Linked DNA regions of Homo sapiens: regions 1 and 2 are each linked to region 3. A link is a loop called in an ENCODE intact Hi-C map of the cell type or tissue named here. Cell type or tissue: heart left ventricle. All regions are shown on one strand. Region 1 overlaps CREBBP (CREB binding lysine acetyltransferase). Region 2 overlaps CREBBP (CREB binding lysine acetyltransferase). Region 3 overlaps CREBBP (CREB binding lysine acetyltransferase).

What was found. Hi-C counts contacts between places; a loop is a spot of excess contacts. Peaks named below come from ENCODE experiments on the same cell type or tissue, not always from the same donor. Only the 100,000 strongest peaks of a DNase experiment are listed, where the experiment ranks them.
Region 1: it touches region 3 in a loop (2.9-fold over the local background); 60 of 110 quality-filtered maps call a loop at or near these places.
Region 2: it touches region 3 in a loop (2.1-fold over the local background); 18 of 110 quality-filtered maps call a loop at or near these places.

What each region holds. Positions count from the first base shown.
Region 1 is chr16:3,773,193-3,775,692 of GRCh38, forward strand. It overlaps CREBBP (CREB binding lysine acetyltransferase), which reads right to left. Exons shown (of 31, transcript NM_004380.3): 12 at 1,377-1,501; 13 at 559-738. Among named protein-coding and RNA genes, the nearest start is that of TRAP1, 57 kb to the left of the region's middle. In heart left ventricle, no CTCF peak of the experiment used is centred here; DNase peaks (open chromatin) are centred at 656 and 1,409; H3K27ac peaks cover 1,322 bases.
Region 2 is chr16:3,821,555-3,824,054 of GRCh38, forward strand. The region is part of intron 2 of CREBBP (CREB binding lysine acetyltransferase); the gene reads right to left. Among named protein-coding and RNA genes, the nearest start is that of CREBBP, 58 kb to the right of the region's middle. RefSeq lists enhancers at 518-1,019, 1,020-1,519. In heart left ventricle, no CTCF peak of the experiment used is centred here; no DNase peak of the experiment used is centred here.
Region 3 is chr16:3,869,826-3,872,325 of GRCh38, forward strand. The region is part of intron 1 of CREBBP (CREB binding lysine acetyltransferase); the gene reads right to left. Among named protein-coding and RNA genes, the nearest start is that of CREBBP, 9.6 kb to the right of the region's middle. RefSeq lists a silencer at 1,383-1,677 and an enhancer at 2,214-2,500. In heart left ventricle, no CTCF peak of the experiment used is centred here; a DNase peak (open chromatin) is centred at 1,486.

The DNA of each region.
Region 1 (2,500 bases), 97 kb before region 3:
CGCACTACAACTAACAAAAGAGGAAAAAAGGAAGGAATAAATGGAAAATCAATTTCTTCAGCTCTAGATTGAGAAATTAAAAACATTTAACAAGAAGGGAACTATTGAAATGATTCTGTTAGCTTGATTTCACCTGGCAGTGGAGACAGGTCAAAAGAAACAAAAGCCAAATCATCAAGAGTGAATTCATGGGTCCTTCTCACTCGCTTTTTAAAATCCTAATGCCTCTCAGGGTCACGTTAAAGTTAGAATTTAAAATACACAAACAAAAAATAAGAAAACAAAAACTCAAAGATCAAAACACAAAAGCATACAAACCAAAAATTCTAAATCCATTCCCACTTTTGCATATAGTTAACCCAGAAAGGATAAGAGAAATTCCAAACGAGTTAAGGACTACAGGACAAAGGTGGAGAAAACAAAGAGAAGCTGATACAAAGACATGAAATGTGCATTCTGGAATTTTAATTTCCACGAAGGAAGACAGAAAAAAAAAACCAAAACTTAACACAAGAATTTTATTTCCTAGGGAGCCACGGTCCCAGTGGGGCACAGTACCTGTGACACGCCTGTTTGGGCTGGCGGCTGCCCCATGCCCACACTCATCGCCCCGCTGGATGACGGGAACTGGTTCTGTGGCAGAAACTGGCTCTGAGCGGGCGCCTGGGCCATCATGTTGTTGGTGTGTGCACCCATCATGTTCGGAGGCTGAGGCATTCGGGAAGGAGAAATGGCCATCTACGAGACAACAAGCACCACCAGAGCTGTAGTTCGGAAGCTGACGGCCAGAGTTTTCAAGGTGAGCCAGAATGATCCAAGGCTTCACAACCCCAGAGGATGGCAAGCACAGGGCTCACATCCTGCCCTTCCTCATGGGAAGAGACCACCACTTGCTAAGAACTCCCGCGCTCCTGGGCACCTTACACACTTTCTCAGGCAATCTCTCAAATGAGCCAGCTTCAAAATGTCCTCTGAATAGAAATCAATAGCAGGCTATAATTTAAAGTTTAAGACATGCCTATGAGTTCTCTAAAGTGTTTAGAAAGCAGCCTCGGAACAGCGAGCTCTCAGTCAACAGATGCTGACAATTCCCTGCTGGCCACATATCTGAGGCTGCCTTCTCCAGCCTTGGAACTCCCACATTCTCACAAAGCCACACATTCCTATGAATTTGTTATTCCAATAAAATAACTAACAGTCAAATAATTCTGTGTAGTAATAATTTTTTTAAAATGAGAGATGAAAGAAATAAAGCATAACCCAAATTCAAAGGAACAAGAACCACAGGATTCTCAAGTGACATGAATTCTGCTGCTTAGATAATGTTCCATGTGAGAGGGAGGGCTATCTGCAGCACAGCGAAAGAGAACACTTACCCCTGGCACTGAGCCCATGCTGTTCATCTGGACAGAGTGGTTCATTGGGGAGGCTGCACGAGGTCCCATGGGTGCTTGTGGCAACTGGACGTTCCCCAAGGACATGGGGTTAAATGAATTCATCCCTGTAAATGTACCCACAACGGTTCATTAGGAAAAGCACCCACAGGAAAACAGAATTACAACTTGCTAAATAAACTCTTAAGTAAAATAAGATGGAACGCACAGGCAACAGAAAACTGAAAAGAAATCACCCAATTAATCAATGAAGATGATGAAGGAACAGACTTCTCCATATCCAGAGAAAACGGCATCAATGTGGGGGTGGTGACGGTGGCATGGTGAGGGGTACCAGGGAAGGACGAGGACATGAAGGCATAAGGTTGGGTAAGACAGGAACAAGTGAGACATTAAACGAGGCTGTGGTAGAGCTGAGCCAGAGGGCACAGTACCAAAGTGTCATAGCAACAAAGAGGGTGAGGAGGTGCCCTGAAAGGACAGCACCCTCACAAGCTACAGAAGAGATGTTTCCAGAGACCAGGGCAAGCTTCTGTGCACACCCATACCTAATGCCTCTGGAGCAGCTGACGCCCATCATCCGAGGATTCCCAGCTCCTTGCTGGGTTTACATTCATTGTTAGAATCTGTGCTAAGTCTCCAAATGTTCTTTTAATTTTGCAAGCACCTTAAGCATTAAGAAGTGCCCAAGGGTCAGCCGTCCTCAACCTTAGCCTCCTGTAGTTTACAGGAACACCACATCACTGAAAGACACTTCACAGCCAGTAAGTGTCTCCAGACTGCGGTGTCTAGTTCCTTCCAATTTCCAATAATACTCTGTAAACTCTGAGTTCTAAAGAAGCACCAGTTCAAATTAGTCTTAGGACCAACACTAGAATCTGACAGAACCCTTTAGAGAATTTCTGGAAGGTGCTGCCTTAGCGCTGCTGTAGTCATGAGAAGGCTCAAAGGATGACTCACGGAGCACTACCTTCAATGGCTACCTAGAAATGGTACCCTCAAATAACGGAGTGCCGATGCAGACCAGGAAGACTTTCCAGGGAGTCTATAATGTAAGCTTCCCCACTCCTTGAGAATTTTTTTAAACAAAATGAAAAACAATTACT
Region 2 (2,500 bases), 48 kb before region 3:
AAGGCACTGTTTCTCCTAATTCTTTTAAGTCCTAATATTTTTTTTTAGGTAGAAGAGTAGACTCTCTTCAGGATTAAGTGCCCCTTTCATGCCAATCCAAGCCAACTTCACACGGGCAATGGAAAAAGAGGAAAAAAGAAGAAAAGGTGATAAAAAATGTGAGAAAAATTTTATTCTATAAAGACTGAATCTTGGCTGGGCGTGGTGGCTCACGCCTGTAATCCCAGCACTTTGAAAGGCCAAGGCGGGTGGATCACCTGAGGTCAGGAGTTGGAGACCCGCCTGGCCAATATGGTGAAACCCTGTCTCTACTAAAAATACAAAAATTAGCCAGGCATGGTGGCACACACCTGTAGCCCCAGCTACAGGTTTAGGCAGGAGAATCGCTTAAGGAGAGGCTTAGGCAGGAGAATCACTTGAACCCTGGGAGTAGGAGGTTGCAGTGAGCCAAGATTGCACCACTGCACTCCAGCCTGGGTAACACAGCAAGACTCTGTCACACACACACACAAAAGAGTGAATCTTTGTAAAGACGAAATTAATTTACACTGCAATCCAACTATGGCCCAGCGGGACAGAGGGCCTCAATAAGTCACCTGACAAAGCCACCCGATGTTTTCCCCAGACCTTCCACATAGAGCGCTCATGCAAGGCAGAGAAGCACCTTTTTCCACGGATCTACACTCCACTCACTCATAAAAAGGGACGTCAAGAACGCACAGTAAAGGAGGCGGCAATAAAGGAAGGCGTGAATGTGTATAGGTAACGCAACGGTTCAGAGAAAAGGAGAAATAAAGATCGGACAGAACTCACAAGGCTTTAAGACAGACAGCCACTGACTATTTCTAGTAAAATTTAAAGGAGAAAGAAAGATGACATTTCAGAGGACTGTGTTCCTCCTCTACTTTGGGGCAGGAAAACAGAACTAATTCTTGAACTGGGCAGGCCGTCAGCTCTACTGTGGGAGCAGGAAGAACAGCTCGTGGGATGAGCCCTGGGAGGTGACGTGAGGCTGCCTGAGGGTTCTGTGTCATCTCCTCATGGCGAATCTCCTGGACCTCAGTGGCAAGAGGAGGACTGCAGCAGCCAAAGAAGATCTTGCCCAGCTTATTAAATGCCATAAATCTAAAAGTGTAAAGCACACTCAAAGATATATTGTTATCAAAAATATGTGGCTCTACCTCTTAACAAAAGCTGAGGTGTACAGAGTCCTAACAAAAACATAATTAGCAAAGTAAAGTGCTCTTAAATACAGTCGTCCCTCCTGACTGGTGATGTCAGCGAGGAGACAAAACAGGGAAGGGTGCTGAGGGAGCCAGGAGCTGGCTCAGTCCGCTGCAGTCTCTGTGCCTTGTTTCGAGAGAATACACAGGAAGCGCCTAGAAAAGGGAGAGGGGTGAGGTCAACATAAGGAACCGCTGGTACCACAAAGGTGACTCTGATTACTGACAGAGAAAACGTTCCTTCTAAGTTACAAAATTAAAAAGAAAAAAAGGACACAAATGTATAATCCCCATAAAACACACACCTATACACAGCAAGGAGGACAGAACACCAAAATATTTCATAGTGATTTCTCTGGATGGCTTGTAAGCAAATGTTCTTTCTTAATACTTTCTATTATGACTCATATTCTCTATACAAAGCATTATTTTAAGGAGGAAAAGTTGTTTCTTAAAGTCGTTCTCTACTCAAACATTCTGAGTGCCCAAAATGGCAAGACGACCCTGTTAGGCTGCACAACTCTACTTAAAACATTAAACTGTCATTAAACACTGAATAAAACTAGGTAGATCAAACTGTTGGTGACAGAGATTGCCGCTGAGTGGTAACTGAAATCAAATTTGCCCTGGTCACAACGTGGCCGCGTAACCTGTCAAGCTTTGCTCGAATGCCTTATACCTGTGGCTAGAAGACATTTCAAGGAGCCTCAGCACAGGCCCACCACTCTCTGCAGGGAGGGCGGGAGGAAAGAAAATAGAAACAAACAAGGTCGACACCTACTCAGGACACAAAAAGCCAGGCGTGGCTCTAACAGCTTCTGCTTTTTCTCCTCAGACATCCCACGTTTGGCTCTTGGTACCACAAAGGTACAATGATCCCTGCTGTTTGAACTCTGGTTCAAAGTTTAGGCAGCAAGGGATGCCCCTTCATCCTGATCTATCTGGCCTGAGCTTCAGGGAGCAGCAAGCAAGAGACTGGAGCATGAGGGATGGACCTGAATGCATTTAGTTCCCAAGTTTCCATGGCAAGGCACACTTCTAGTCAGACAGTTCCTATCGAGCAGCAGACCTTCCCAGCAAGGAGACCACTAGGCAGCTATCACGTTGCCACCCGCCCCTAGCTCTCTTCAGCAGTGATGCTCTTATCTTTAGGACACTGGAAGTTGAAAAGGCTGTGGCAACACACACACACACACACACACACACACACACACACTCATCTAGGAACATGAAGTGTGTTAAAGTCTTTCAGGAGGGAGGTACTGTGCAGTGGTGAC
Region 3 (2,500 bases):
CCGTTCTCCCCTAAAGTTTCAGTGACTGAGAAAGCCATCAGTGAAAGCAAAACACTTGATTCTCTTGCCATCATTCAAATGATTCCCTCAGAGACTTCTCAACAGAAGTTCAACTACGGGCAGGTGTGCTCTTCAAACAAAAACCGATTCCCACAGTAGTAGAGGAACAACCACAATGACACAGAAAACCTATCAATATGTTATGTCTTTTTGTTATTTTCAATAAAGGTGACGTTCTGAATATGTAAATCAGATTTAAGTAAAGATATCCACAAATCGGGGAAAAATTTTGTCCACCACGGGGTAACTTTTACTTATAAAAAAAAAAAATCACACCAAATCTAGGAGAACAGAAAAACAGTAATCTCCATTAAAAGAATTTCCTACTATAGAATCTGCAGGAGGAGAAAAGTCACACAGTACAGCACAGAGCTGAATCTGTTCCTTTCAAGATCTGTGTAGCTGAGCCCGAGAGGCAATTGAGTTTCACTGGTATTCCTTTCAACCAACCTGACTAAACTGGACAGTGATCCCAAGGCCATTTTCTTCCCAACTCTGTTTTCAATAAAATACTATATTTATAATTTCTCTGCATTTACTTTTCCCTTTTCTCTAAGTCCTAATCTAAATCAAGCCCTTGTTCTGAAGCAATAACTAGAAACAGAGTTCCATTTAATTAAGAGTTCAATTTTCCAATAAAAAACAGTTGAACTGCAAACACAGACGGAGTAAAATGAGTCAAACGATTACCCATTTTGTAAGATTCTCGAATCTTAGTTCGTTTTCTTACAAACTGGTTCCCAAACTGCACTAGAGCTGGCACTGAAAGCCAAACAGGCAGGGGCAGAAGCTTCCCATGTATTCAGTGAGAAGCCTCCTGATTCCGGGTCAGGCTACATCATCTTAGTCCTCACTGGCCCAAGAAGTAGGTGATGGCTAATATTTTCCCATACAATTAAACAATAAAAACAGCTGCCTCAACCTGCTATATGCCAGGCACCCTAGTAGCCCCATGTACCAAGATAATCAAAGTAAGCAGAAGTAGAGCCAGGCACAGTGGCTCCATCTCACACCTGTAATTCCAGCTACTCAGGAGGCCGAGGCAGGATTGCTGAAGGATGGGAGTTCAAGACCAGCTTGGGCAAGCAAGACCCCATTGGAAAGAAGAAAAGTAATGTAAAGAAGGGGAGGGGAAGGGGAAGGGGAAGGAAGGAAAAGAAAGAAAGAGAAAAAAAGAAGGAAGGAAGGAAGGAAAAGAGAAAGAAAGAAAGAAAAAAGAAAGAAAGAAGAGAGAAGAGAAAGAAAAGAAACAAATGGAATACTGCAGGGTAAAAAGCCCCTTTTAGAGATCTCTCTCTCTCTCTCTCTCTCACTCACACACACACACACACACACACACACACACACACCCCACCCTGCAAAACTCAAATGTGATGTCACCAGCCCAAGTCACAGCGCTGCCGAGCTGGGAGCTGGGACTCACAGTCTACTCTGAGCAGGAGCCAGGGCTCCCTCCTCAGCACCACACTGACCGCCTCCCCGTATAAAAAGCTGACATTTCCTTCAACTGTGACTCACAGTTAGAAGGTTCTACTTTTAATCAGGTGACAAATACTCAAAATATTTTAATCCAAAGCAACTGGGTCAAACTCGTAGAGTCTATAATTGTCTAAGCAAACCCTAATTACCTGATAAATTTCTATAGCTCCTGAATGTCCTCATTCAGTTTGTAATCAAATACCCAAATCTCCTTATTTAAATGTTGTACAAGCCTTCTCTACATGTTATCATACAGAACAGTGACTTATTTTTCTATTTCACTGGTTATTTTAACCATAAAGTTAAAACATGTTTAGGTGGTGCAGTTTTAATAAGAAAAATCCAAACTAGGGGGAGGAGAAGCAGCTTGTGAATTATAAAAAGATTTGCTTTACAACAGAATTGTACAACTCCACTACACAACTACTTTTTCTCCTTACCACAGATTATGCAAATTCGAAAGGTTGAATTAGGTGCAACTGGAAAATATACCTACTGTATACAATATAGTACAGGCATATTAGAAAGGCAAATTAAGACATTTTCAAACAATAGCAGACAGTACAACTAGAAATGGGAAAGTAAAGTCAGATTTAATCATGTAGAATTATTTTCCCCATTAGATTTTACTATTCTTAGCAATGGTTCAACTAAACAGTCTTTTGATTAATGGAAATGAAACACCGGGGAAAATGTCACACGGGATAATATCCAAATCTTTCTTAAGGGTAAGTTTTAAAAGGAATTCAACTTTTAGAGACAGAGCTCAAAAATAGCCTTGCTTCCTAAATTTAGAACCAGAAAACACCCTAAAGGCAGTATTTTAAATACAGCCACAGTCACCGCCTATATTGTCTAGGAACTTAATAAAAAAAACTTTAAAAAGAGAGGGGCCACTTTTGTTTACTTCCATGCCTTTCACACAGCCTTGCCCAATTTGATTTGTGTGCCCTTGCTCAAA